Linked DNA regions of Homo sapiens: region 2 is linked to region 1. Evidence: chromatin loops called from intact Hi-C (ENCODE). Cell type or tissue: PC-3. All regions are shown on one strand.

Evidence for each region. A loop is a pair of places that touch in the nucleus more often than their neighbours do. Peaks named below come from ENCODE experiments on the same cell type or tissue, not always from the same donor. Only the 100,000 strongest peaks of a DNase experiment are listed, where the experiment ranks them.
Region 2: it touches region 1 in a loop (4-fold over the local background); 1 of 110 quality-filtered maps calls a loop at or near these places.

What each region holds. Positions count from the first base shown.
Region 1 is chr18:14,973,552-14,976,051 of GRCh38, reverse strand. LINC01443 (long intergenic non-protein coding RNA 1443) reads right to left here. Exons shown (of 4, transcript NR_104164.1): 4 at 2,296-2,500. Among named protein-coding and RNA genes, the nearest start is that of LINC01444, 4.3 kb to the right of the region's middle. In PC-3, no CTCF peak of the experiment used is centred here; a DNase peak (open chromatin) is centred at 1,271; H3K27ac peaks cover 2,500 bases.
Region 2 is chr18:14,738,044-14,740,543 of GRCh38, reverse strand. All of the region lies in intron 1 of LOC105372007 (a long non-coding RNA gene), which reads left to right. Among named protein-coding and RNA genes, the nearest start is that of ANKRD30B, 8.9 kb to the left of the region's middle. In PC-3, no CTCF peak of the experiment used is centred here; a DNase peak (open chromatin) is centred at 1,283.

The DNA of each region.
Region 1 (2,500 bases):
CCTGAGCCAGCCAGACAGTGTGCTTGCCAGACACTGACCCCAGCCAAGATCAGATGCAGAGAGGGGACAGCAGGGCTGGAGGGAATGCTCAGGTTTGACCCAGACACACCTGGATTTGAACCCTGTCCTCACATTTCCCGGATGTGTCATTATACAGAGCTTTGGTTTTCTCATCTGCAAAGCAAACATAAAAATACCTGCCTTACAAGGTCGATTTGAAGACCAGAGGTTGGGTAAAGGTGGGGTGGGGAGAGGGACACCACTGTTTCAGGACCATACGCAATGTAATCACCTCATCCTCGTGGCAATCCAGGTGCTGGTATATTTGGCATTTTCATGTTACAGACGAGGAAAGTAAGGCTCAGGCAGATGAAGTAACTTGTCCAAGGCCACTCAGCGAGTAAGCATTGAAACCGGAAGCCCCGCCCCATTCTGCAGGCCTCCCCAGCCTGGCCCCGCTTCTCCCTCCCAGTGCTCCCTGTCTTTGTGGTGTCTGGGTGGGCTCCTCCCTGCTCGCCAGGTGATCACACAGTTCTGCTTCCCAGGTGGCTCGTTTTTCCTTCCTGGACCTGAAGCTCCTTGAGGACAGTGACAAGATCATAACTGTCTTCATAAAACACTGATCTGCCTGTTAATAGCTCCCCTTATTCTGAGGACTCCCCTGAAGGCAGCTCAGGTGCAGCAGTTTCCCTGCCAGGCCCTGCAGAGCCTGGGAGAATCTGCATCTTGTCCAGGCCTGTTTGCTTCTGGATGGAGCCTGCCTGGTTGCCCTCTGCCTCCTCGTGGAGGTCTCCACTGCTCAGACCTAGGCCCTGGGAGGCCCTGGGAGAAGAGTTGACCAATGGGAAGCAGGAGAAGGGGAGGGGATAAAAGCAAGGGGAAGCCGGACAGCAACGAAGAAGAGAGGTGGGAATAGTGCTTGTGCAAGGAGCAGGGTGCCCCGCCTGCCCTCAGAGCTCAGGCAGAGTCCCCACAGCAGGGGCTGGGGGTGGGGCTGGGGAGGAAGCCAGGCAGATACCACTGCCTCACAATTAGAACAGCACTGTGGCTCAGAAAACCATGATACCAAGAAGTGCCAGGAAGGCAGGGACCTACTGAGGAACAGCAGTGGCATGGCATGGGGGCAGCCTGTCAGCACCTCGGCCTGACTGCAGTTTAGGGGTGGGAATGAGGTGAGGTGTAAGCTGGAGATGGGGCATGGGCTGGTCCCGAGGATGGAAATGACTCAGGCCTCTTGGTGCCAAGCAGGAAAACCCAACCACAAGCAGCTTAAACATGATAATGGGCATTTATTGACTTGACCACCTAATAAGTCTGGGCTCAGCCAACTAGGTTCTCAAGTGACATCACCAGGTGCTAAAGCCCCGCCCACCCACTCATGGGCTGAGAGTGGGGAGAGCAGGTTCTGCTGAGCAGGAAAATAGCAAATATTCACCATGCAGGTTAGCAAAAAGAAAAAGAATAGAGAGGAACATGATTGGAGAGAAAGCTGAAAAGAAAAAGGGAGCAGGAGGAACAGGGAAAAACAAGAAGCGGGGAATCAGGCAAGGAGTTTCAAGACAGGTCATTGCAAAGGTTGGGAAAGAAAGAGAGAGGCTCCAGCAGATTTGCAGGGTTTATTGTAAATTTGGCAAGAGTTATACAGAAACCAAAAAGAACGTGTGGTTCTGCTCCTGGCCATGGTGCAGGCATTGCATCACCTTCAGCCTGGCTTTTGGCAAAGCTCACCTCCCACCCTGCCCCACCCTGCCTGTGGAGGTGAAGAGCAGCTGTTCTTGGTCGCTCACTTCCTAGTACCATCCATAGCTTGGCTCTGGGAATTCTCTCCTCAAAGCTCTAAGCAGATTCCACCAGTGTCTACAGGCTGTGGCCCAAAGCCGTGCAGCTGAGAGTGTGACGAAGTGGCTCCACACCTCCCGCTCCTGCTGAGCAGACACTGCCGCTTCACTGCCAGATCCAGGATCATCACCCTCCAGTTCATTCTGGGCAAAACCACCTGCCACCCATATGCACACTTGTCCTCATCCTAACATGGGCCCCATGGCTTTCACCACCCCAAACTTTGGCTCCTAACCCTTTGTTCAGAAAAACCTGGTTGCAGACCAAGATGCTTGATCTGTGAAGATGCAAGAAACTCTTATCACTGCTTTTGCCATAATCCCTCTTTCTTCTCTGTCTTTCGAAGCACGCTTGTTGGGTTGGAAAGCAAAACTAAATGGGAAGAACTAATATTTATTAAACTCTTGCCATGCACTGAGCTCTTTCTATAGTTTTCTAATCCTCTTTTTCCTTTTCTGCATTTGCTGTTTCTTAAATTGAGTATTGTTTTGTGCAAGACAAAATGTTTTCATTAAGAAATCCTCTTTGCTTGTGTTAGATAGGTTGCTGGCACCACACTGGCTGGTTCTGAGTGGAGGCGGGCATTCTCACTCAGCCATGGAGACCATAGGGCTCAGAGAGCTGACCTGGCTGCCCCAGGACACGGAGCAGTAAGAAATAG
Region 2 (2,500 bases), 240 kb after region 1:
TCCCCAACTCCACTCCAGAGGCTAATGTTGAAATATCTGCCGAAAGCAATGCCAAACCAATATCTCTGAAATATAGAGAAAGTTGGCTATTATAATTCTCTTCATGATTATATTTATAATTTTATGTATACATGAGAGACAGAGCAAATATTACACATGAAAAATAATACATTTTACTTAAAAACATGCTAAGGTCGGCCGGGCGTGGTGGCTCACGTCTGTAATCCCAGCACTTTGGGAGGCCGAGGCAGGCGGATCACGAGGTCAGGAGATCGAGACCATCCTGGATAATATGGTGAAACCCTGTCTCTACTAAAAACACAAAAAAATTACCTGAGAGTGGTGGTGGACACCTGTAGTCCCAGCTACTTGGGAGGCTGAGGCAGGAGAATGGTGTGAACCCAGGAGGCAGAGCTTGCAGTGAGCCGAGATCCTGCCACTGCACTCCAGCCTGGGCAACAGAGTGAGATGCCATCTCAAAACAAACAAACAAACAAACAAACAAACAAACCATGTTAAGGTCTACAAGGTCTACAACTTAGTCATTTCTTAACTATACGACGTTGGGTGGGCCACTTACTTAGTTTCTCATTATTTTGGTTTTCTTTCTTGAAAAGTGAAGAATTGTTTTCTTCACAATTATCTCATAATTGTTTTCTAAAAACATAAAACACAAGAAACATTGCCTGGCATTGAGTAAATTATTAGTTTTTAGTATTAGTACTGATTCACATTTTTCCTACTGAAAATTAGATAATGACTCCTCATATTCTGCATGATTTTATAGGATATAAATTTAGATACAAATCAAGACATATTTGAAATAACGTTCTATACATTCAACCTCACATTTAGTGGATGAAACCCCACATTTCTCTCTGATAGCGTAAGTGACATTCACATCCTGTTTTGCCTCATTATTGAACACAGTCTTACCTAATTTTCTAGATGTCATAATTTATTTACTGTTGTCTCGTTTTCATGGTGGTGTGTATACTGCATATTTTGAGACACAGTACATTTAATTGAGTTATTTTCTCGCTCAAAAATAAAACTAGTTCCACATCCATTGAATCTTCAGTTTAAACTTAGAATCTAAAATAAAAAAACTCTTCTATGGCAATGATCATAAACTGGTAAACTGATATCTCATGGGTTGGATTAAGGCTGATTGACAGAATGACCTTGCAGGGCCATGTGTGTGCATGTTTACTCACCTTAAAATAAAAGAATTTTCTGTATGGGTTTATTTTACTAAGATTAGTGAGCATTTTAAATGAGTCAGGTGCTTCTGATTCATCATCTACGTCCCTGCCCAGTCTCTCTGTACTCACAAATCAGTCTGAGTGATGTAATATCATTTGAAGGTAGACTGTGGTAAGTTAAAGCTGCATATTATGAACTATGAAGTAACTACCAAAATAAAAAGTTACACCTAAAACTTAATAAAGAAAAAAATAGGATCATAAAAATCAACATAAAGCAGAAAAAAATATGCACCAGAAAAGCATATGATAAAATAGAAAAGAAATAGTGAGATGTTAGATTTAAAACCAACAATACAATAATTATTTTGGAAGAGTAGATGAAATATAAATTCGAGGCTACCAATTTATTAAGTGGATTTTGAGGACAGTCACTGTATTCTTAAGAAAGTTCTATTAATTTTGCAAATACTTTGAGGGGTATAAAAATATGGATATAATAAATTGCACACTAAAGACAATAAGTGATGATTAAGTACTTTATCACAGATGCTACATATTTCCCAAATCCAGTAGAAATGTAATCAATTTGTTTGACAGAATTTCAGTCTTTCTATTAACAGTCTTTCAGATCAAAATTAAAGAAAATCATATTGTGTACTTGAGCGATGTCCTTTATAGAGTCTTCATGCTCGGTCATAGGCTCAATTGCATGTGTCTGATAAGAATTATAAATAATATGACAGTTATTTCAGTTAATATGTTCTGTTAATCTATTTCAATTCAGAAAAAAACTAACCTATTTAGTTTTAGGATCTAATATATGTGAACAAATTTGGGAGGATTTCTTTAATAATCTATATGCATTCTTTGTTTTACATTCTTTCAAGCAAACATATGACATGGACAAATATGTGCAAACAGAAAATCACTGCAGTATATTAGAGTGGAAATGCAATGGCAGAATTATTTTTCAGTAAGTTATTGGGTAAAATATTTGAGTCATGCTGAGTACAAAATATTTTGTTAAGGCTAATTAGGTTGCAGATTATAAAATGCCCTAATAGTACCGATAAACTAGACTCACCTTTCTCAAAAGAAAGTGACTAATAATATTTTGTTGCTGAGTTAAACAGAATAAATGTCTAAGAACTTAGCCATAAGGCTGAGATTTTAATTAGATATTAAGGTGTTCAGGTTAATGTAAATCAGATTTGCCTTTCTAGATAAAGAATCCAGATTGACAGTGGCATTAACATTGTCATTAAATCTTAAATAAACACTAATTTTCCATT